Regions from separate parts of the Homo sapiens genome. Here all the other regions are linked to region 3. A link is a loop called in an ENCODE intact Hi-C map of the cell type or tissue named here. Cell type or tissue: PC-3. All regions are shown on one strand.

What was found. Hi-C counts contacts between places; a loop is a spot of excess contacts. Peaks named below come from ENCODE experiments on the same cell type or tissue, not always from the same donor. Only the 100,000 strongest peaks of a DNase experiment are listed, where the experiment ranks them.
Region 1: it touches region 3 in a loop (3.0-fold over the local background); 3 of 110 quality-filtered maps call a loop at or near these places.
Region 2: it touches region 3 in a loop (2.4-fold over the local background); 2 of 110 quality-filtered maps call a loop at or near these places.
Region 4: it touches region 3 in a loop (9-fold over the local background); 6 of 110 quality-filtered maps call a loop at or near these places.
Region 5: a loop joins it to region 3, with 7 times the contacts of the local background. A loop is called at or near these places in 5 of 110 quality-filtered maps.
Region 6: a loop joins it to region 3, with 3 times the contacts of the local background. A loop is called at or near these places in 5 of 110 quality-filtered maps.

What each region holds. Positions count from the first base shown.
Region 1 is chr6:45,555,925-45,559,924 of GRCh38, forward strand. No RefSeq gene overlaps it. Among named protein-coding and RNA genes, the nearest start is that of RUNX2-AS1, 19 kb to the right of the region's middle. In PC-3, no CTCF peak of the experiment used is centred here; no DNase peak of the experiment used is centred here; H3K4me3 peaks cover 724 bases; H3K27ac peaks cover 759 bases.
Region 2 is chr6:45,498,990-45,502,989 of GRCh38, forward strand. All of the region lies in intron 6 of RUNX2 (RUNX family transcription factor 2), which reads left to right. Among named protein-coding and RNA genes, the nearest start is that of RUNX2-AS1, 76 kb to the right of the region's middle. In PC-3, a CTCF peak has its summit at 2,193; no DNase peak of the experiment used is centred here.
Region 3 is chr6:45,607,182-45,611,181 of GRCh38, forward strand. No RefSeq gene overlaps it. Among named protein-coding and RNA genes, the nearest start is that of RUNX2-AS1, 32 kb to the left of the region's middle. In PC-3, a CTCF peak has its summit at 1,711; DNase peaks (open chromatin) are centred at 820 and 1,520; H3K4me3 peaks cover 1,562 bases; H3K27ac peaks cover 3,052 bases.
Region 4 is chr6:45,708,973-45,712,972 of GRCh38, forward strand. No RefSeq gene overlaps it. Among named protein-coding and RNA genes, the nearest start is that of RUNX2-AS1, 130 kb to the left of the region's middle. In PC-3, no CTCF peak of the experiment used is centred here; a DNase peak (open chromatin) is centred at 1,699; H3K27ac peaks cover 3,546 bases.
Region 5 is chr6:45,419,828-45,423,827 of GRCh38, forward strand. It overlaps RUNX2 (RUNX family transcription factor 2), which reads left to right. Exons shown (of 9, transcript NM_001024630.4): 3 at 2,766-3,130. It overlaps LOC124901324 (a long non-coding RNA gene), which reads right to left and starts at 2,389. Exons shown (of 2, transcript XR_007059602.1): 1 at 2,018-2,389; 2 at 1,252-1,832. In PC-3, CTCF peaks have their summits at 45, 1,939 and 2,141; DNase peaks (open chromatin) are centred at 994 and 2,384; H3K4me3 peaks cover 4,000 bases; H3K27ac peaks cover 4,000 bases.
Region 6 is chr6:45,444,270-45,448,269 of GRCh38, forward strand. The region is part of intron 5 of RUNX2 (RUNX family transcription factor 2); the gene reads left to right. Among named protein-coding and RNA genes, the nearest start is that of SUPT3H, 68 kb to the left of the region's middle. RefSeq lists an enhancer at 1,679-2,180. In PC-3, no CTCF peak of the experiment used is centred here; a DNase peak (open chromatin) is centred at 1,712; H3K4me3 peaks cover 906 bases; H3K27ac peaks cover 2,995 bases.

The DNA of each region.
Region 1 (4,000 bases), 51 kb before region 3:
CTCAGCGTTTTTCATATTATATGGTCCCTTCAGGCTCCTAGCCCAATGGCTTAAAAAAAGGGAAAGACAAAAACAACAACAAAAAGCTGGAGCCTAAATACCAATGCAGTCCCAGTCTTGTTTACTTTTTCATTTCCGCAGTTGTAAAAAAAAAAAAAAAAATTCCTCTGGTAGTTCAACTTTATCATAGGAATTGCAGGAACGGACCGGTGTTTGAACAACTCCAGTCATTCCTGCCTCCCAGTGAAAGGAAAAAATATGCTCTGCCTGTGTGTGCCTGTTTCAGAAAAAAAGTTGACCACGCTGCAAGTGATGGATGCATCAGGAAATCTTAAAATGAAAGCAGGGGTGGAAGGAGGGAGCGCAGATATTGAACTGAAACACATCTCTGGAATCCTGAATGCAAATGATCTCTGTCCTTTTATTGCCAGTGGTGCTGTTCTCCCAACAGAGCAGGATGTTCTTGTTTTTAATAATAGCCAGGCCAGATGCTAAATTCGCCTCAGCAACATGCTGTATAAGTGAGAAGGCAAACAGCTGATTCCTGTTAAGACGAACACCAGGAGAATAAGCCAGAAAGTATGAGAATTCTCTGGAGGTTTTTGCTTTGTAAACCCCTGTTTGGCAGAAAGATCACAGAATCTGAACTGAAAACACAGTGTGTCCCCTGCACCCGTTCCTCGGCGGAGCTGCTTGCTGGGGGCCTTTAAGCCTCTCGCCTTCGCCATCCAGCCCTTTTCTAAGCTGTCCAGAAGACGAGCTTACAGGTTTCCCAAGAGGGAAAGTCGGAAGCCCTGAGTCCTTTGACTTTTAATGACTGTAGAAAAATACTCATCAATAGGAGGATTTTTTTTTTTACTTGTTCCTTGCAGTAAAAAATAGCGAAATCCTGAACACGAGCCAGTATTTTTAAATGGCATCTTTGTTCCATCTTTTTCACTACCTTCTTCCCCCTGTCAGAGTCCATCAAATCCCTCAGATACTATTCCTTTCAGAATAAGCCACACATGCAAGATGCTGCTTTCTTCTTTCCCAGGGAGCTGCCAGAGCCTGTGTGGTGTTCTGTGCGGCTGGGCTGACCAGATCAGACAGTGACCAGGCTGCACGCCGCTGCTAGCTCATGCCACCTCCAAATGCTGCCCTGAAGGCCCTTCCTGGAGAGCAGGGGTACCCTGTGGAAGGGGTCTGCAGAGTGTTGTCTTCCAGTCATTCCTGGGGGCTTTGCTTCCAAGGCCTGCAGGAAAGTGAGCGAGAGAAGAAGGGGATGTTAGGAGGAGGTTGAGAAGCTCGCCCCAAAAATAAGTTCCCCAAAGACCCCTTTCATTACCTTTCCTGTTCATATCATCCTCCTAAACCCTCATACTTTCTCTCTCCAATTGCCACATCCTCCCCTGAAATGCAGAAAGTGCACATTATCCTTTCTATTTTTTCCTCCCTAGCTGTCCTTGAAGTTCACTTGGCCTTGATCTCACTAGTATGAACATCCTGGGGGGAAAGGAATGGGAGCCAAAGATGATTTTCCTCCTTCCCTACTTAGGATGGCACTGAAGCCCATTGTTTTAATGTCTTTTTGAGGAAAATTCAGATTTGGTACCAGTAGCATGATCACATATGTACCTGGCACTTTTCTTAATGTTTCACGTGCCTTATCTTAATCTTCCCAGCAACTTATGAAGAAGTTAGTACTGTGTTTATCCCCATTTTACTGATAGGAAAACTGAGGTTCAGACTTGTCCAAGGTTATACAGCTATTAAGACTCAAGTCTAGATCTGCTTGATACCAGAGACTATGTTCCTAAGCTCAAACTTTGGGCACAATCTCTGTATCATCTGTATAATGGAGGTTATGAGAAGTAAATGAATTAATGAGATCTAAAAATGCCCAGCAGAGTGTGTGGCACATAATAGATGTAAACTAGATGGTACGTTTTATTATTGTTGATAATAATTAAGATTGTTTTTAAAAGCATAAATAAAATGTTCAATTAGTTGGAATCACAATAGAGCTGAAGCCAGAAGTGGAAGATTTTTAAAAAATGCTATTTTAACATTTTTAAAAATGTTGCTCTTTGACAGAGGTTTTTTTCCTATATATTTTATAAACTATTTTTCTACTGAACATTAAGGTTCAGGCTGTTACAACAGCCATTAGTCCATTTCATTAAGGTTAAGTTTGGCAATTGGCTTGCTATGGGCTTCTTCCCTAGGGAACCCGGAGATATCGTATCACGTAAACCATGAATGGAATACATCAACACCTTCAGAACAAGAATGTTGACCTTACCCCCATCCCAATCCTCAATCTGTAGTCTCTTCCAAGGTTTTCCATGTAGGTATGTTGTGTTTTGTGTGAACAATGTCACTGAAAATGTTATTATTGCACTTAATTTGGCAGCATTGGCTTCATCTAACTAGAAAGAGACCCGAGCCAAGAAATTCCTGTCAACTTCAACCCTTACCTTTCTATGAATGGCTCTGGGGTCCTCCTTGCAATCTGACAAAGGGGCACTACCCAGTTCCCTCACATCTGAAGTGGAACCCCTGATCTGGGCAAGGCTTTGTGTTGGTGTGCAGAAGCCTGGAGGAGCCCAGGGATGGGGCACGACCGTTTCTTGCCCTAAATGATTTAAATCACTTTGAATGAATAGGTAGGCTTCTCTCCAAGTATCTTAAAGTATCTTGCAGACTATTTTCTTAAATCTATATGGAAAAAAATATTATATTTTACTGAAAGTCCAGATAATAGAAATTATCTCTCTCCCTCTCACACTCTCTCCCTTCTTTTCTTTCTTCTCTTTGAAAATATTTATTGAACAGCTACTATAGGCAGACCAATATGTTGGAAGGCTTGCCGTCATTAAGAAGCGTATTGGAAAGCATGTCTGTTCAACTTAATCCATTTCAGTAAAAGAGGTTTTTGTCATGCCATTCTTTATTTTAAGCAAATTCATGAATTCTTGAGATTGCAAAAAACAGATATTAAAAGTAGTAATTAGTTTATAGAGAGAATTTAGACAGTTTTGATTTCTGTTTATAGCCAGTTTCATTTTCCATTTCTCATTTCCTAAAGCAAACACTCAAATATTTGTAAGGTACTTGGCATCTATATTTAGTCACACAAGACTTTCATTCCCACCACATATATGGGTGGTTTGGTATTCTAAAAGTGGGTGATTTTCATACAGTCAAAGAGGGAAAATCTACTCTTCCATTTTCTCCACCCTGTTGTAGCAGCCATGAAGCCAACTCTCCCTGAAGGGGTTGAGCAGTGTATTGAAAGGGGGACATCAGAAAGTGGCAAAAAGTTCTGGGTTCCAGATCCTTAACCCCTACTAACTAGATGCATGACCTTGAACAAGCCACTTAACCTCTCTTGACCTTCTCTTTAACTTGGGACAATAATATATTGCCAGCCAGATGGTCTGCTGAAGGACCATGGAGCTCTTACCTATAGATTTGGAATGGCTTTTGGAATGGAGAAATTATGGGGAGTTTTAAAAGACTAGAGTCTGTCTAACATTAAGAAAGAGAATGGGGTCCATTGTTTACTGCAGAACTGGCAAAATGGTCATTTTGTAGAGGATGGGGAAATGGAATCCCAGAGAGGTCAAATCACTTTTGAAGGATCACCCCATAGACAGATGATTGGAAGTCAAGGGTCAGGACATCTATTTCAAGCAGTTTCTATACTCACTCACCGTAAGAGATATTTCCTTCCTTCATAATAGTAGCACCTTCTGCATTATATTTTCATTAACTACTTTTTTAATGTCCTAGTTTTCATGAACCTATTTTCATTTGTTATAAATTTAGGCAAACTGATTTATTAAAACTTTCTTATATAAATTAATTTCCAACATGCTGATCCCATACCATGCTCCAGCTAACCTTATTAATTAAAGACCTGTTATATGTTACTTTATTTAAAACATAGATGAAGTTAGCATACCAGGCCTGACTTAGAGGATGAGAAATCCAGTCTAGGAGCATCAGTGCCATT
Region 2 (4,000 bases), 110 kb before region 3:
CCATAAGAGGCTCAGATACTGTTGGTGAGCAGGAAGAATGACAGTAGGGTACCATCAGTGTGGGTATGGAGGAGAGTGGGAGTCAAGTGAATTCTCAGACTTCACAGTCACTGTGGTCCTGCTCACTTGTAGGCAACTTGTGTCAAGGAACTGAAGTCACTGCATTGAAAGACAGATTGTTGGAAGTGGTTCTTTTTTACTTTGGTGGTGCAGTGTTGTAATTTCTGAAGTTCCTGGGAAGTTTTGCCCTGTCTTCTTCCTTTGAGATGTTTCAGGTGGGGCAGCTGGGCAAATTTGCTGCTGCCTTGCACATGTGTGAGCAGGGAATCTGTACAGGAGGTTGCTAGTCACAATCCTTATTTTTAGAAAGGGCTCAAATCCTGTGTGTAAACACTATTTCATACTGATTCTGCTCTGGTGGCCACATTATGAGGAAGAGTAGACTTTAGGTGCAGCCTGTGCTGGCTTTAAAGAATGAAGCTTCCTAGGACTCTGTGAAGGGCTGGTGGTCAACCCGTTATGTTGTTGCTTAGCCTGTTAGCAGTATCCACAGATGAGCTTCTTAAAGGTGCTCTGTTTGGATTTCTGTCTGTTGGCATTCCCTTATTAACTGAAGATGGTCTGACTTTAGTACGCTTTCAGAAAAGTAGAGAGGGTGATGTTCCCAGAAAAATTATTTTTTTGTTTCAAAAAATTGTCTTTGTAATTTTCTCCTATCTGGGAATATAAGATGCATAGTTAACACTTAGTTGTGATAAGAAGGGTTCATCTCCTATATAATGCCTCATTTTATCCTTCTTCCCCCAAAACAGTTCCATTTCTAGCCTGTCTTTAACTCTCCATGCAGAGGAAGTCTTGATTTTGTTCTCCTATTCTTTTCCAACACATCATCTTTCTCTTTTAGTTTTATATTTAGTTTTAGTTTTATATACATATGTATATGTACGTATATATGTACACCCACGTGTATGCATACCTGTCCCCTTTATTAGTTGCTTAGGGTCCTTTTTTGCCCTGTTTTACCTTTTGTGATGGACTATGGGCAAAAGGATCAGAATAGGAGATTAATGTTGAAGGAAATATTAACTTATGGGGTAACCCAGCAGAGGGGCAAGTTAGGCCTGCGCTTTGTGCAAAGATGCCCTGGTGGTATATTTTCACACTAAATAATGGATATGCTTCACATATCCATTATTTATGTGATATGCTTCCACATATCTCAGGGCTTCACACAGAGAGTTGGTGTACATTGACTGTGCAGTATTAATAGCAACAATAATATATTATAGATATGATCAGTCTAAAAAGTGTTTTCATTTTAATGTATGCGAAAGTATTCCAGGAATATAACTGTATGGCACTACTCCCAGTTAGAGGCATCAGATTCTCTTTAGGGCTTTGTTTATTGTAATAAAGACTTGCTTTTTAATGGCTTAAAACAATTGGTTTTAATAGACTTTAAAAGACAAGATTTAACGGAAGAATCAGATTGTGATCCATATAGAGAATATGAAAACTGAGGTGCTAGGAGATTTCTGAAATCCTCAGAGCTGAAATTGGAAATCTGTGTCTTAGGAAGGTGAAACCTGACAGATAGTTTTAGGTGGGGAGTGGGTGAAGGTGTAGGGGGAAAGATTTAGAATGAAAAATGTTTGGCGCTGTTGCCAGGGTGAATGGTGGGAATGGAAAATGACTTTGGATGAGCATCTTTGAGGACCCAGCTGAAGGTAGAGGTCATGGGAAGAGCCAATTGGCATGATTATGTGATTCTCTCCCACAGTGGTTACAGTTTGTGACTAGGAGTGGGCTAGGCTGTCGTGGACCGTCTGTCTGCTAGGACTAGGTAGGATTCAGTACAACACAGGGGAACAAGGAAGATGTTGAGCCAGTTTCCCATGTGGGGGAATGTCCTGCAGGTTGGTAGATGGAAGAACTTCCAAAGAGGACTTGACCCATCTGGACTGGGAAAATGAGCAGCAGCTGAGTGGAAGGGTTAAGAGGGAAATTTAACGGGGAAATCCGTGTGTTCGTTCAGGTGGGAAGGGGAAGGAGTGTCATCTGGAGAGGTTGAAGGTAGATGGGCGCTCTTAGCCATTCTTCAGCTATTCCTCATGTGACCGATAGAGGTCCCACACCTTGTCCTGTCTTCTCCAGTGCTCTAGCCTGATGCTGCCTCTTGAGAACACAATCCGCTAGCTATGCCTGACCAGGTCAGTAGGGGTCTACTAATATTCTGTTAATATATCCCAAGTTTGTGTTAACTTTTTGTTATCCCATCACACTGTGGCTGTCAGTCCATGAAAAACTCTGCTCTTGGAGCAGGCTCCCCCATCCTGTCTTGTAGTTGACAAAATGCAGCACTGTACTTTTGCTCTTATTTCATTTCATCATGTTGCTTTCACCTCCTCTTTCCATCCTGTAGGGTTATTTTGTAGTTCTGATTCTTCTTCTGTTGTGTTGGGTTATTCCTCACAACTTTGTCTCATCTTGAAGCTTGGAAAGGTCCCTTCTAATCCTTCAAGACTTTGGTGAAGATGCTGGACAGAAATAAGACTATTGTGCCCTGGATTATGCCACCATATAACTCTGTCTAAACTGACCACAATCTATATATTAATGACCACTTTCTGGCAGGCTTTTTAACTAGCTATAAATCACTTAGAGATAAGGCATATATCTTGCTGAGGTCCAGATATGCAATAGACAGATGAGCTGCCTTCTAATCTATTGCTTTAGTAATTCTAGGAGACAGTTTTTTAGTGAGCCCATTCTGCTTTCTGATAGTCACTGTGGGATGAAGTGTGAGAAGTTCTTTGCACACTGGCTATTGAAAGTGTTTTTAGTGGGCTGCAAGCAAGTCAACACCAACAGTGGCTCCAAAACAACTTAGTTTCAGCAACTTAGATTTTACCAATAGCAATGCTGTTTTCAGAATAAGATAAATGGAATAAGGGAATGTAAAACCTAGTGTATTTTGTGTCGTAAACTTTAAAGGCATTATCTTCAAGTAATTTAACAGCTGTCATGTGGAGTAGTAATCCCAGAGAGCAAAACTAAGATTAGTAGTGATTGGAGTTATAGGGAGGCATATTTTACTTAATCTAAGGAAAAACTTTTTAGACCCTGCTCCATCAAGAAGCAGCCCCTTGAGTACTAGTTACCTACATTTTTGCCATGTTGTGGGATGTCATTTATCTTGGAGCAGAGACTTGAATTCATCTAAAGCAGCACACTGCTCTCCCTTATCTCCTCACTTCTCTTGGGCCTTAATTTCCTCTTATGCACGTTTGTTCTGCTCTTTCTATGTAAGATCATCCTTTTTGATAGGGAAGATTAAATCAAAATAGGGTTCGGTAATTTTCCTTTCTAACTTTCATTAATAAAAATTATGCCTATTGTTCTTGAACTTTGGCACATAATCACATCACCTGGGGAGCTTGTTAAACATACAGATGCCCAGGTTCTACCGCTGAATTAGAAGGTGTGAGGTGGAGCCGGCCCAAATCACTCCCAGCTGTAGGCCCAAGGCAGGCCTATTACTCAAGGCTCACCTTACCCATCCAGAACTCATCCTGATCCAGCCTGAGGCCATCTCAGGAGCCTCGCCCCCGTGATCAGCTGATGTGTGGAGGCAGCTAAGAGCCCGAAGCCTGAGTGCAGCCCCTGGACTCCACCCCTGTGTCCATTCCAGCTGTTGTTTTCTCTCCACACCCTTTCCTGCACGCCTGGTCCTAGACTGGACTTCTGCCCTGTTTCTTTTAGGATGCTGCCAGAGGGAGATTTTAAAAATGCATGTCTGATTATGTCACTCTATACCTAAACATCTTCTAAGGTGACCTATTGCATTTAGGATAAAGATTAAAATGTCTAGCATGGCCCAGCAGGGTCAGCACAGCCTGGCTCCTCCCTGCCTGCTCTCCATTCTCATCTCACAATATTTTGAAACTTTTTCACAATGTTCTAAACACAGGCCTTCTATCAAGTACATAAAAAAATGATA
Region 3 (4,000 bases):
TCTACCCCACTGCTGCAGGCTCAGCAAGGATGAACATATTCTGCACCTGGCTTCACACTATGTGGCTGGCCAGCTTTTCTCAGGCCAGTCATTTTCTGTAGAAAGGCATACTTGGGAGAGTTTTGTTTAGGGTAAGATGCCACAGTCGAACCAAATGGCCATGTGTACGGCTGGCCCTTTAGAGACTTTCTGCTCTGTGCAGGGATGAAGCGGGAGGTGGGAGGGAATCCTGTGAGGTGCTGAATCCAGGTTTTCCCTTGTGGAATTAGGGAGAAGATTATACATAACCCCTTCACCTCATCTCACCCCCTCTCCAGGAGACTGTAGGTGCCTGAAATGCTGAAATTAACTTTTGTTTCTTAAGTTGTATTCCCTAATAAAACAAAACAAAACAAAACAAAAACTACTTTCTGATAACATATTTTTACAGGAAAGAAGGAGGTTTAATTAACCAGATGCTGTGCCCCTTCAGTGAGGTTGGGACTGATTGGGAAGTTAGCCACAAAAGGGACATGAGTACAGGTGTCAAGGAGCACTTCATTGTTTAGGGGAGGACTGTCCCCAAAAAGCTTCCTGCTCACTGAAATGCTCCCAGGAAAGTGGCTTGCTGAAAATGGATCATAGACATGTTTTAATCCAACTGCTGTTTTTCAGGTTAAGCAAGATAGGTTTCATTTGATTGCTTTTTGCATTTTCTTTTTTATCTTAGATAAAGGGTGTGCCTGGTTTTTCTGCTGCGAACAATGGCCTGATTGTTAGAAGTCTTGCTTACATGTATATATGTGTGTGTGTTTTGCCATGACTCCTGTGTTTTGGAAGTCTTTGGGGACAGATGATATTTATGAATGATGTCCCAAGGGTATAATCAGTATGACTCATTCTTGGAACCAGTTTTATCCGTTAAGGGGTGCCAGCTGCACCCAGTTCACAACTGAACATACTCGAAACATCTTCCCGCACTAACCTACTCCTGGTTTGGGGTCAGAAGGACATATTCTAGTAGCTTTTCTACTTCTCCAGGGGTTTAATTTCCCATGACGGGGTCCTGGGGACTTTCTGTTAAGAATTTTGACAAGGTGAAAACTGTTACATAGTTGAGAATGAAATTGTGTTTCAGGATTTCAGAAAACACCCCCACAGGAAATTTTATGAATTTCATCATAATAGCAGTCATAAAGAATCCTATTTATTCTCTGTCATTCTTTAAGTAATTCAGAAGAATGTCCTGATGTTATCGTCTCTGAATTTATAGGACACCAGTGAGGCTGGCAGGGTGGATTTCATCATCTCTTTTATTCTGCCTCTTACCCTCCCAACAAGTCACCTTGAAAACGGGGGTTACTGAGGCACACATTGGTCATAGGATGTTCAAAAACCACTACAATAAGGCAGGGTCAGAATTAGAGACCACGTTTTGGTTTCCGGGTTAGAAAGCTTTCATTTTAAATTCCACTCCTATCTAGTCAAGCCGGAGTTCCTGATGGCATCTGAGACTTAATTTGAGATGTTGAGGTGTGTCCTGCCATGACCTTTACTGAGGGCTGGCTTTCAACAAATCTGATTGGCTCACTTCTCCTCAACCCAGCATCACCTCATCTCAAAGGCATTTTCAGTTCTCTAGGAGGCACCTGTTGCTCCTTGTGCTTTGCTTTCTTGGCTTTTCCCATAGATGGCGGTCCCGGAGCACGCGGATCAGCCCAGTCGTGGTTCTCTGTCTCCCCTGCCATGTTTTCTGGTGTCTTCATGACCACAAATTATTGGATCCTGGGAAATTGCCCTGTTTTCACTTTGTTCACCCATTTTGCCAAATCAGACATGTGACCAGTCTGTGGATTAGGTAGGCAATGCCCTCCCTTTTTTTTTTTTTTTAACCCATCTTTGAAATAGCTGTCTGACCTCGTCTCTGGGAGAGAAGACATGTGGAGTGTGGAAACACACTTCAACCTGCACATCTGGCGGAAGAACAAGAGTGGAATTCCTGGATCAGTTTCTTGGTTTGTGGTCTCTGGGGATTGCTCGTTGAGTAACTCCACATCACATCACTTCACAGATAAGGAAGATGTCATCCCCATGGCATCTCTGATTTCGGCACACGCTTCAGAAAACCCCCAGCAACTCATCTAGAACATGATGTTTTAAGCTGCTATAATCACCAGCCAACTTTGAACATGTGCCATGCACATGACGGCCTTCCTTCTTGCCTGTGAAGCTTGAGTATGAGTCTGCCTTAGTGCACTCCCTTTGTCCAGCTCCTATTGAAGGTGTCAGTGCTGGACCCTGGGATGCAGTCCTGAGCCATAGTGCCTGCAGGATGGAATTCTTCTGGCAGGCCCGGGCTGTGGACCTAGTACAACACCAGGACTTCCTGGAACAGGCACTGAGTGGAGGTCAAGAGCCCTTGGTTCGTTCCTCCCCTGGCACAATTTGTGAGATGTTAGGCATGTCCCCTCTCTGGGGCTAAGTGTCCTTAACAGCCAAATGGGAATAATTAATACTTGTCTTACATGAGGCTGGGAAGGATCTTGACTATTTTGGAAAATGGTGTCAGGATTCAACTGAGCCAGGCTGGAACAATAGATCAAATGGGCTAACAAGCTAAAGTTTAATGGGGAGAGATTTAATGTCCCAGTCATGGGCTCAGAAACAACTGTACCAGTCAGGAATGGGGAGGAGCTGAATAGGCAGGAGCACATGAGGGTGAGTGTTGGACGTTGCAGTTAATGGCAACACAGAAATGAGGACTCTGGAAACTCCAAGTGCAAACAGGCTGCATTAGTAGAAATGCAGTTCTCAAAACAAGGAGGTAATAGTCACATTGGCTAGACTAGTGCTGAAGAACTGGGCTGGATTTGGGACCCCACCTTAAGAGGGCAATGAGGTCCCAGGGTGTATCTGGGGAAGACTAACCAGCATGGTGACAAGTATGAAAGCCTGGGGCATCCAGGGATCAGCAGACAGACTTGAAAATGTTCTTTTCCTTCCTGGAAAGGGTTCATTTAGCAGGATCTGATCGCTGCCCAGAGAACCAACCTATGACAAAAAAGCAGGAAAGCAGTTTTTTGTTGTGGTTGTTCAGACTGGTCCCCCAGCTTTTAACCTTGTCTCCTGACAGCAGCCAGAGAAATTCTTATTAAATATAGCATACATTCACATGGTTCAAAACCCAACCAACCAACCAAACCAACCCACCAACTAACCAACCAAATAAATAAATACATAAATAATGAACCAACTAACCAACCAACCAACCTAACTAACAAAAAGCATAAAGACAAATACAGGACAAAGCCTCCCTCCCACCCTTGTACTCTAGTAGGGACAGTTTGTGATGGTCCTTAAGAGTGTAGTCTCTGAAAGCTGTGCTGCCTCAGTTTGTCCCAGTCCTGCTACTTCTTAGCTGTGTGGCCTTTGGCAAGTTACTTAACTTCTCTGAACCTTAGCTTCCTCATCTGAAAAATGGGGATAATAATGGTACTTATCTAATAGGATCGTTGTGAGAATTAAATGAGTACATCCACATAAAGTACTTAGAACAGTTGCTGGCATACAATCAATTTCACAAATGTCTTAGCTCTCATTTTTCTCTGCTTAGTTCTCCCCTTTCTCCAGTATTCAACCATTATTTTTATATTTCATCTGTATTTTATCAGAGTTTTAAAATGCATATATTATATATGCAAATGTGAACGTCAATTCTTATTTTTCTTATTTTTTAAGTTCCAAAGCTAGTATATTAGACATATTGTTCAGCACCTGGCCTTTTTTTTTTTTTTAACTTGATAGTATATCTTGGAGATTTTTCCACATCAGTACAGAGAGAACTTCCTCATTCTTTTTCACAGCTGTACATATAAGGAAGAAGTTTCTAACAATTAGAGCTTGTTTTAAAATAAAACTCTGTCAGAGGAAGCATTCAGGTGAGGAATAGACAGCCACTTCTCAGGTACGATGGAGTAGAGATTTATGTGTCAGTAAGGCAGTCAGGCTAGAATATTTCTAC
Region 4 (4,000 bases), 100 kb after region 3:
GAAGGTGGGGGGCAGCCTGGGTGGGAATAAGCATGGACTTGGGACCTGTTGGGAGGCCCTTGCAGCACTGAAGGGGTCAAATTTCTACATGATGAAAACTGAGGTTCAATGAGCCTTCACGGTACTGACATTGCAGAAGGGGCAGGCAGACACCCCCATCTTCACTAAGGCTGTTAGCCCTTGATATAAAGACCACGGGCATTGGGCTTAACCTGGCCTAGGATCTCAATTCTGTCCCTTCCTGTTTTGTGGCTTGGATGTCTCTCAATTCTTCATCTCCTAAAATGAACAAAATTACACTTGCCACACTGGGTGGTTTGGGAGATATGGGAAAATATCACAGTTACCTTGGGGCTTAACAGCCCACTAGTGCTCTGAGAATCAAAAATTGGACCATTTCAAGGGATCTGAGTAAAAGGTGCTCAACGAATGTGAGATATAACCATTGCAAGATAAGTTTCTGCTGTCTATATAAACCTTGTTTCCAAGATTAATCAACGCTTATTTAAAAAGGAACAAATGGGCGGGCGCAGTGGCCCATGCCTATAATGCCAGCACTTTGGGAGGCCGAGGCGGATGGATCACCTGAGGTCAGGAGTTTCAGACTAGCCTGGCCAACATGGTGAAACCCATCTCTACTAGTAATACAAAAAAATTAGCTGGGCATGGTGGCGCAAGCCTGTAATCTCAGCTACTCAGGAGGCTGAGACAGGAGAATCGCTTGAACCCGGGAGGCGGAGGTTGCAGTGAGCCGAGATCGTGCCATTGCACTCCAGCCTGGGCGACAAGAGCGAAACTCCGTTTCAAAAAAAAAAAAAGGAACAAATATTATTAGCATGTTGAATAGGGAAATGATTCCTAAGAATAAGACTGGGCCCTGTATTTCAGCTGGTGTGGACTGTATGCTTATGTATTTGCGTCTATGTACTTATCATTCATTTGACAAATAATAATTCATTATCTCATGCTGCTGACGTGGTACTAGGTGTTATCTACGGGTGACACAGAGTTGGCCCTCATGTCTATTTCTTCCACAGAAGACTACAGAACTTCTGACTCAATTCCTTAGTTAGAAACCGGAGGGCGAAACTCTGGTTTTTCAGTTTCAATGGGTGTTTTAATTGTTCCTTTAAAGTGTCACATTTCATCACGTGTATCATCATCTCTTAAATTACATTATCTTGAAAGTTGCTACTCAAACTTATGCTATTCAAATTTCAAAAAAAATTTTTAAATGATGAACCTCAAGTAATTTATCCCGTGAAGTTCCAGAGGATGAAAATGTGGCTCAGAGATGATTAAAAATCAGACAGTAAAATATACACATGGATACCTCAGAATTTGTGATGTACTCCCAGGTCCACTGAGACCTGTGCACAGCATGAATCACTGGCTTCTGGTATTGAACCTAAGACATGAAGTGGGGGCAATGTGTGTCCCACTGTCCCCCATTATAACATGCCCCTCGGGCCAAATGTTCTATCCTGATGTCCCCTCACCCCTGGAAAACATGCAGTTGTCAGAAACATGATCACATAGTGAATTTGCCAGGCAAATTGTGAAATATGAGTCATGGTTCTATTTGTTCTGCAATTGTGAAAATTGCAAACTTTTTATCAAGATAAAAACTGAAACTTTGAGTGTCACCTCATGGGGGGAGCCCTGACACTCTCACGTCAGACTGTTCTCCTCACCCACCCCCACGGCTCTGGTCACGCTATGCCTCTGCCAGGGACCAACCTGCTGTTTAGTGTTCAGCACCCAGAGAGTGGCTTGCCCGGAGGCCCTTTCAAATACTGGTCACAAGCACTGCTGTTAGCCTGACCTCCAGCTTGCCTGTCAAGTAGAGGCTTGGTTGTCCTGGAGGCACTGCCTCTCTCAGCCCCCTCCCCTCCTACTGTCCAGACTCGAGTCCAGCACTCCCTCTACCCGTGTGCTCTCCATATCCCTGCCCTGTAGCCAGGGACTCCCAGTCACCACTTACCTAAGTTTCATTCTCTAAAGACCCTGGTAATTGGAAATAGATTCCTACTAATGCACTAATTTGTTACTCCTCAAGAAGTAAATGTGATCTTAAAGTGATCTTAGGTAGATAAAGTCTTAATCCACTGGTTTCCTGAAGTCCTCATCTTCCTTGGATGTACCTGAGGGTCACTATAGAAAGCTTGGAACCCTCCGCCCTCTATCAGAGCTCCAGCCAGAGCTGTTCTGATTTTATACGCCTCCTTAAAAACACTCTATACTGGGGTCACACAGTGTGATCTATGAAAGGGTGGGCTCTGGAGCCAGACCAGGCAGGATGGAAACCCAGCTCTAGCACCTACAGCTGTGTGATGTTGGGCATATCATTTAACTTCTCTGTGCCTTAATTTTGCCATCTGTAAAGTATGAACAGTAACAGCACACTGTATCTACCTTGTAGAATTGTTGGACTAAATGAGTTAAAACATCTGGCATACAGTAAATACTACTTAAGAATGCGCTAGTATCGTCTACATAGGGGCCCTCAGAGATTTTGTTTGAAAGAGGGTTTCCACTGCTTTACAAAAAGGTAAAACAAACAAAGCTCCAAACTCCCACTCCCTTCACTCAAAATATGAATAACTTACTGGAATGCCACCACCAAGGGTAAGTTTCTTGGCGCCCCTCGGATCTTACCTAAATGTGGGGCTGAGCCGGCTTCAGGTCTGCCCATGAACTGGATCAATCAACTCAAACCAGCATTGTTGTAGCTGCTGACTTAGGGAACGGAGTTAAGTGCAATATCTGAGGCACTTTATTCATTTTATTGTTCTCTAGGTTTTTAAAAGTTGTTATTATTAAGCTAATAATGTTAGGCTCTATACCTCATGAGTGCCCAGCAAGAGGCCATTGGCTCACGGTGTCAGAGGAACCATGTGAAGAAATATTTCCCAATTTTTGAAGTGAGAGGTCAGATATTAGTATCAAAGATCAGATGTTAGTATCAAATAACACTGTGGCATCTGCTTGATTAGAAATGAATGAATAAACTAGCCCACTTTTCAATTATTGGTGACAACTTTTTTATTTTTATTTTTATTTTTAGAGACAGAGTCTCATTGTGTCACCTAGGCTGGAGTGCAGTGGTGCGATCTCGGCTCACTGCAACCTCTGCCTACCGGGTTCTAGCAGTTTTCCTGCCTCGGCTTCCTAAGTAGCTGGGACTACGGGCACATGCTGCCACACCCGGCTAATTTTTTGTATTTTGATAGAGACGGGGTTTTGCCGTGTTGCCCAGGCTGGTCTCAACTCCTGAGCTCAGACAATCCACCCACCTCAGCCTCACGAAATCCCAGGATTACAGGCGTGAGCCACTGCACCCAGCCTGGTGACAACTTATTATTGGACAACATCTTGACCACTTGGGGCAGGTGTCATAGTTAATTTCTAACCAATCTTGAGGTCCTCAAACGTGGAAATGATGCTCTTCCTTTCTTTTTAAGACTTTTTTTTTATTTTCATGGACTCAAGGAAGGTACTTATTACATGACAATGTAATTCTCATTAGCAGGGGCAGCAGCGACGCTGAGTTGCGCAGCAAACACCGACTTGAGCGTGGCTGAGGATCAAGGAGGAGAACTGAAGCATGCACCAGTTGCCACCACCAGGGCAGTGTCCCACCGAACACAGGGCTATCAGCACCATGCCCCACTTGTACCCCAAGCTCCACTATGATGCTGTAAATATTCCATTGCTTGAAATGAAGGGTCATCATGGTGAGGATGAAGACAGACGCAGTCTCTTTGTGTCTGAATTTGAGTAATGGGTAGGGGGTGGGTGCTTCCACAGGGTTTTATTGCCCTTGGATCTCAGAAATATTTATTTTCAGTTGATTAATACTCTGCCATTTATACTGACCACATGGCTTCAGTTTTAGAACTCCAAAAACACAAGGGCTGTTGGGTAGAACAGGAAACAAATTTTAGGAAGTATGTATCACAGTCCCCCATGACATTTTCTTGTGGGTTAGTCTTAAGTC
Region 5 (4,000 bases), 190 kb before region 3:
AGAGTAGGTTGGGGACCAGGTGTCATAGCCGGTGGCGCAGAATCGCTTCTCGGAGTCACCGAGGGTGGCAGTGGCAGGCGGCGGCTGTGGGGCGGGAGGGGCGCGGCTTGGGGCTAGTGTCTGTGGAGGGATTTGGGGAAGAGGCAGGAACGTGGAGAGAAACGTGGGAAAGGGAAAGACCGACGAGGGAGGCGTGGAGCAGTGCATGGAGGAAGGGCAGGTAAAAATAAAGCCCCAATTAGGAAGGACAGAGTAGTATCCCCTGAACTCCATCCTTACCCCTCGAGAGCGCACACCTGGCTACCCCGCACCCCCACCTCTGCTCCCGCGGTCTGGCAGACCCTCAGTCCCCCGCGCATCTCTTCAGCGGGGCGATCCCGAGTCACGCAACCACAGCCCCCCAAGCTCATCTTGTACTCGAAAGGGCTCCAGAGTCCGCGACTGGCACCAGGCCCCCATCTTCCGTGCCCCTCATGCTCTCAGAGCCCTTCCAGGCCCCTTCTAGGGCGCAGACCCGGGCGTGGGCTCAGCGAGTGGGAGCAAAGCTCTAAAACCAGACAGGGAGGGTCGTGGCAGGTCGCTACGAGGGTGAGGGAGGCGTTTGCACTGAGCAATAAAAACACCCAGTAATGGGTATGTGAATTGCTTTAAATAAGATGGGAGGGCGTGAGAGATGACCCAACCATCTTTCTTCCTTGATGCTTCGAGGGGGAGGCATTCTAATTCTTCATTTATTTTATAAAATCACTTGTTACTGTGTCAGCTACTCCACTAGGAATCTTTGAAACTTTGGCAACTGATGATTTTTTTCGCAAACACGTTTTCAAGCTTTGGAAGGCTTTAAAGAGTTTGGTAATAAGCAAGAAACGTAGTAGTACACAACGCCGAGGGTAAAACGGCCCTGTGCCCCCTTCTTGGGGTGTAATAGCCTCAAGCGGATTTCCCGGCTTCTGCGGGCGCAGCACATTGTTTTATTTGTTTTGAAGGCTCAGAGTTTGAGGCTGGTCGTAGACACCCACGTGCTCTGACTCTCATCAGCGTAATGATCGACTTAGCCAGAGTCGTGTCTATATAAACCACAAAAACCTAATCATTAGAAATCCCAGCCTCCAAAAACCACATTTTAGGTAAAAAGTGCCGCTTTTTTTCCGCGCTCCTTCATCCTCTCGACCACAACTTTTTGGGGGATCCAAAGTCGCTTTTTAAACCCACACTAGGAAATAAATACATAAATAAACAGCCACGGAAGCATTTTGAATTTTTTAGTTCGTATTTTTAATTTTTCCCCGTGAGCGCTGGGGAAGACAGACACGAAACTTAGTCTTAGATGTAGAATAGACTTAATAAAATATTTAAATTCATGGAAAACGGCTGGTGCTTTTCCCCAGCAAGGGTTTTGCAACTTATTTTAATCACAAAGCTGACAGTTTTTCAGTCCTTAAAACAAAAACAAACAAACAAACACCTCATTCTTGTTCTCTAGGAATGACAAGATTGAATATATAAGAAAAAAGAAATGTCCAGCTATGCACTTGAGTTCCTAAAAACTATTTTGACTAGATCTCCCTCCACCCCCCCTCCTCATTTTTTTTGTGTCACTTAAAACAAAAAACACCCAAACCCTGCAAAATCTTTTTCCCTTGGGAGTCGCTCAGACAGAGGTGGGGGTAGAGGTGGGAGGGTGAAGAGTGCTGAGAAGTCAGCACAGAGGCTCAAGAATTTTCTTTCCTCCTCTCCTGAAGTTACAACGAAAAATAGCGACAGTCAGATCAGCCGGGGGCTCTCTGGTGTCTCGGCTTCAATCTCTTCCTACAAAGAGGGGGTTCCTTGTCCTAGGGGTGGGGAGAGCAAGAGGACGCGACCTGGCGAGATTGCCCCTAGTCTGGGGCCGCCTCTAGGCTTCGGAAACTGCACACGGCGCGCGGGGGGCTCCTTCTCGCGGCCGGCTGGCGGCGGCAGCGGCTGCGATTCGCAGGCTCGAGATTCGTTGCCCCGAGATCCGCTGCCCACGACTTACCTCTTGGCACCTTGAAGCGCGAGAGACAGGGGAGCTTTGCAAATTGCAGGAGGGAGTGGATGCAAAGAGGTGGCTGTGAGAGGGCGAGAAGAAAAGAAGGGAAAGGAAGGAGCCTAGCCGGGGAGCCGGGCTGGCAGCCGCCGCGGGAGGAATCTGAGCGTGCAGCCCGCGCGGGGGGAGCGGCGGCCGCCGCGGAGGCGGCGGCGCGGGAGGGCGGAGGCGCGGCCGCCTGCAGCTGGGTAGCAGCGCGCGGCGCGGCGCGGCGGTGGCGGGCAGCGCGCGGCAATGCCGGCCCCGGGGCTGGACTGCTGAACCCACACCGCTTCACCACCGGACTCCAACTGGGAGGGGGCGCCAGCGCACCCAGGACGCGGTGCCCCAAGGGACCCCATTCCAAGCTGCAAACTCAAGTCCCCCGCCTCCCCAGGCCAAACACACCCCCGCGCCCGTTCGCAGCTGCCACCCCGGGTGTTCCAAAGACTCCGGCAAAGATCTGCGCCTCCCGGGTCTCCCTACCCGCCAGCCCGACTGCGCCGCATCGCCAGACTCTGTTGGCCCATCAGACTCCGCCCGGCAGTCGGCCTCATCAAACTTGATTTCTCACCTCCTCAGCCCCATCACCTCCATCCTCTTTCCCCCCGTCTCGCCTTCACCCCCCCAATTTCCTCCTTGCCCCTCATTTCCACCCTCCTCCCCCTCCCCCGGCCACTTCGCTAACTTGTGGCTGTTGTGATGCGTATTCCCGTAGATCCGAGCACCAGCCGGCGCTTCAGCCCCCCCTCCAGCAGCCTGCAGCCCGGCAAAATGAGCGACGTGAGCCCGGTGGTGGCTGCGCAACAGCAGCAGCAACAGCAGCAGCAGCAACAGCAGCAGCAGCAGCAGCAACAGCAGCAGCAGCAGCAGGAGGCGGCGGCGGCGGCTGCGGCGGCGGCGGCGGCTGCGGCGGCGGCAGCTGCAGTGCCCCGGTTGCGGCCGCCCCACGACAACCGCACCATGGTGGAGATCATCGCCGACCACCCGGCCGAACTCGTCCGCACCGACAGCCCCAACTTCCTGTGCTCGGTGCTGCCCTCGCACTGGCGCTGCAACAAGACCCTGCCCGTGGCCTTCAAGGTAAGAGGCTACACCGCCCCCCGCCCCCGGCCGGGAGCGGCGGAACCTGCCCGCCGGTGTCTTCCTGCCCACGGGGCTGGGCCCCGGACGTCCTCCAAGACCTCCTGCCTTGGCGGCTCTAACCCCAGAAACCCCCGGCCGGGCCTCCCTCCGGATGCCCTGGCGGGCTCGGGGCTCAGTCCCTCCGCGCAAATCCCTCCCTCTCCCACCTGTGCCCGCTGCCACCCCGACTTCAGCCCTAGTCCCCCTGACCCGTTCAGCACTCCTCATGCCTCCTGCCTGGCCTTGATTCTCACTCACTCCTTCGCGCCGTCTCCCTTTCCCCCAGGATCCCCAAAGTACCCACTCTTGCACTGCGAGCGGACTTGCTCCACCCCGCCCCTTTCCCGGGGGCGAGGATCCCCGGCATTGTCCCCTGGGGCTCCCGCGTCCTTCCGGGACATCCCGGCCTGGCCGCATTGCGGGCTGCCCGCGCAGCCTCTCTTTGGGGCTCCGCGCGCTCTCACCCGCTTCCCTCACAGCCAAACGCCTCTCCTCAGGTCTCGGCGTCCCCTTCCCCGACCCGCAGAGTTCAGCGGTCCTGGTCCCTCCCGGGCTCCCGTGCCGGGATTCGTGGGGTGCCGGTGCCGGGCATTAGTGCCCGGGGCTGGGCGTGGGGTGCTGACTGAGGCGCGCGGGCTGCGCTACCAGTGCCCGGGAGGGTCCTGGACAAACCTAGGGTCTCCAGAGGAGGGGGTGTCAGGGCGGGGGCGTTTGCTCTGTTCGCTGACCCGCGCCAGATCCCGTTACCGGGAGGAAGGCGGGGCCGCTGGGGCGTCCGCAAGCCCCGAAGCGGGGGCGTTCAGGGGGCCTGGGCGCTGAACCCTCGAG
Region 6 (4,000 bases), 160 kb before region 3:
TCAGGTAGGTAAACCATATTTACTCTCAAGGAGAGACCAAAGCTGTGAATTGTGTACTTCCTGCCAGGGCACTGGCATTCACCACTGATCAGCCAGCCACCTGTCTCAACCTGGTGGGAAAAAGGAGAAGCTCTGCCTTTTTCCCTCCGGTGATCTAGCTCCTTTCTTGCAAGCTCAGAGTACATGGCTGCAACATTTCTCTGCTTGTCTTTGTGTGTAGCTTCAGTAAGGGTCTGGGGCTTAGGTTAGTGAGAGGTTATCTGGAAGTATAGGGTACTGTTGGTATTTCTAGGCTTGCCTTAGTATCCTGCTTCACTCAGCTTGTTAGGCTTAGGTCCTGCAGCTAAACTATTTTCTTTTCCTGTTTGCTTATTCTCAGTTGTGCCCAATTCATCAACAAATCTGTAATTGTTCAGAGAAGTTTTATTTCTCTGTATTTTTGAGGCATGTCCAATTGCAGAAGTTTTACCTTAACAAACTTGAGTGAACAGACTTAACGAAACAGGTGGTGTAGGCAAGACATCATCTCATTTTTCTCTTACGCTGTTCCACCTAGTTCTGGGACTGCTTTCCAGCCTGGTGAAGGGTGGAGAGAATGGAGGGGTTGACATTTTTCTCTTCCTCATTCCAGCTGATGTCAGCGGCAGCTCGCTTTTATCCTCCATTACTTTTCATCTTAGTTGGGTGAAGGAATAGACTTTTTATGCCAAAGGCTAGCCCATGACTTTTGCTTATTTACCAAAAGAGGATGCTTATTTTATTTTATTTTATTTCAGATGGAGTCTTGCTCTGTCTCCCAGGCTGGAGTGCAGTGGCGGGATCTCGGCTCACTGCAACCTCCACCTCCTGGGTTCAAGCGATTCTCCTGCCTCAGCCTCCTGAGTAGCTGGGATTACAAGTGTGTGCCACCACACCTGGCTAATTTTTTGTATTTTTAGTGGAGACGGGATTTCACCATGTTGGCCAGGCTGGTCTCAAACTCCTGACCTGGTGATTCACCCGCCTCAGCTTCCCAAAATGTTGGGATTATAGGTGTGAGCCACCGCGCCCGGCCCAGGAAGATGCTTATTTAGAGATTGGTCACATGTGAAATAAGGTGAGGGTACATGTAAAATATGTTGGATAGAGGGACAGCAGATGTATTTTTTAAGATTATTTGATTCTTCTGGACACAGTTCTTGCATTCACATTCTTGCAGTCTGTGAGGATGATTTGAAAAAACCTTGATAGCCTTTGTGCCATGCCCCAGATGCTGCAGGCCTGGGTTTTAGTCCTTAGCACAAAGCATTAGTAGAGAAGCCCTTAACTTCCTGACTTTCAGACTTCCCCTGGGTTCTTCACTGTCTCCGAAGTGCCCAAGGAATAGAATTTATGGGTAAATGCCATGTTTTGATATTTACAAGTTGGCAAATACAAGCAGCAATTTGATTGTCATAGATATTAATCACTTGGCTACCAGTATATAAAACATCGTTGAAAATCTTTAACTTAAGAGAATAATAACAGTAAGAAAACCCCACTGTTCTCTGTTTCCCTTTCTTCAAGAAGGATGAGGGGGGCGGGGGGATGGGTCAGAAGCGCTGGTGGAGGTTATGTCTGGTGGTTGGTGGAATGTGCTCTTGAGAAGACCAGTTTTAAATATCTTTCAGTCCTTTTTTTTTGTTGACTGGCTGTCAGGAGCTGGGAAGATAGCCAAGAAGGAAATGACACATCGAGAGGCATTTTGTGTTGTGCAACATTCTGTGGAACTGATGCAAGGATATATGGCCTGTTTACACATTCCTTCGCTCGCAGACTGCATGGCAGTAATTTAATTCAGCAGCACATGGCATGCTGCAGCAAGGAGCTATGGCATTAACATCCTTTCATGGCAAATTATCACAGCCGTTAAAACATGCTCGTGTCCCTCCTTTGCACTCTTCCCTGGCTTCCCAGCTCTGAATATGCGTTTTCATTGTATTGGACTTGTGTTAACAAGGTGCTGTAGCTTTCACAGCAAGAGCACAGTTTCCACATGCATATGTTCCAGTTGATATATTTACTTCTAACTAAATATAGCATGGCAAGTTTTCAAGTGATATGTGTTCTAAAAACACATACATGCTTGATCCAAATGTGTCAGTAGTTTGTATCTTAGTGTAAGTCAGAGATCATTCATTCTGAAAATAGTGTTAGGGACTTGACAGGGACTTGAGAGAAAGAGGTTCCCCTCCCCCCCTTTTTTTGTCTCTCTTTTTTTTTTTTTTAAATAATAATGACCTTTCGTTCTCAAGAAAGATAATTCCTGATAGATCACTGAAATATTCTGTTCACCTCTATTTTGTTTGTGCCATGGCAATTTCTTCAAGGAAGACTAGACCAGTGAATAGGACATACTTAAAAATAGCAGGGAAAAAAAAGATTTGTTGTATTGCTTTTCCCATTCATACCTGTCCATACCTAGCATTTTTATAGGATACATTTATGATGTCAACTAAAGAACATCTTTGGCCTTCACATAAAATCTCTAAAGTTTTTATTTAAGCAGGTATAAAAAATAATTAATTGCTCTTGTTTGTTCAAGTAATTTTGGAAATTAAGAAAAGGCATAAAAACCATTTAGGTCTAAAATATTAATTCAAGATCATATGTAACAGTTAAAATAAAAGACTGTGTTTGTAAGTAGCAAAGGAAGGGCTCCAGTTCTCATAATTTCTCTGCTACTGCACACTGGTGGTGAAAATCTATTTGTTGGAAGACCAAAACTCTTCATTAAAATTTAGGTTTAAGGCTTAAACCCAAGCACCCCTGGAAAAGGTAACTCAGACTTAAATTCTTATTAAGATAAAAACAAGTGACATAGAATCATTTTTTGGGAAGTAGGTTTTGGAAGATAGGGGAGGAGTGGTCAGTGAAATCCTGGGTACTAGAAAGTAAACAGTGAGTGGCAGTGTGCAGCAGGCAGGACCTTTGCCGGCCTTGAGGCCAGTGGTTGCCAACTTCAGGCATCACAGTTTTGCTGCAGGTCAACTGTAGCAATGAGCATTCCTGATGCTTTCCAGTTCTGATATACTCTTAAGAGTGCAAGATTTTGTTATTGAAAGGTGAGAGTTTTAGGGTTCTGTATTTCCATATCTCTCTCTTTTGCAAATGTTTTCCTTTCAGAGTATTCCTTTTCTGTTGTTCTAGATACATGCTAGCTTTCCTACTCTATTGGTTTGCAAGTTATCATTGAATGTGTTTCTTTTATTTTAGTATTATCTTTACCATTTTAATATGTATATTTGTCTTATTAAAATTAATCATGATCTCTGTCCATACAAGAACTTTAGCATTCTTTAAACTGCAGTCTCACCCCCTCTCTTCTAATGTCGTTATCTGATATTTTAGTAGATCCTTGTTTTATATTTCCTGGATTAGTCATTATCGGTGTTTAAAAAATGTTTATACTTGTATTTATCCATTATGTTTATTGATTCATTTGCTTATCATTCCTTCTTTCACCTTAGTTCTTCCTTTTAAGTTGAGTTTGCTTTTTTCTTGATGTAGATCCTTCAGTAATTCCTTCAATGAGAAACTGTTAGTGTGAAACTCTCAGAGAGTTTTTATTCCTGAAAATGTTAGCAGTTGTGTGTGTTAGCTGCTGCCAACATGCGGTGATGTGAGAGGCGTTCTGCTGAAAGCCTGTCTGCTTTGAGTGCCTGAGATCCACACTTCCAGTCATTCCTTTGTATTGAAACTTTCAGGTCATTATTATCAGGTTAGCTGGAGTAGTATTTAAGGAAATGGAACACAGGACAGATAATATTCATGAAAGATGGTGGAAGGGAAATGTTTCTAAGCTCCTGTCACTCTGGAGAACTCTGGAGAGGTCTAGGGTCAGTGAGTGGGGAGGAGGTCAGAGGGAATGTTCCTGCAGAGGAGAAAGCAAACGGGGAGGAAATTAAATCCCTTATTTTACACTTTTGCCATGGGCAGGCACTGAGTTGCTTTGGAACTTTTTATCCAAATTTATGTTAAA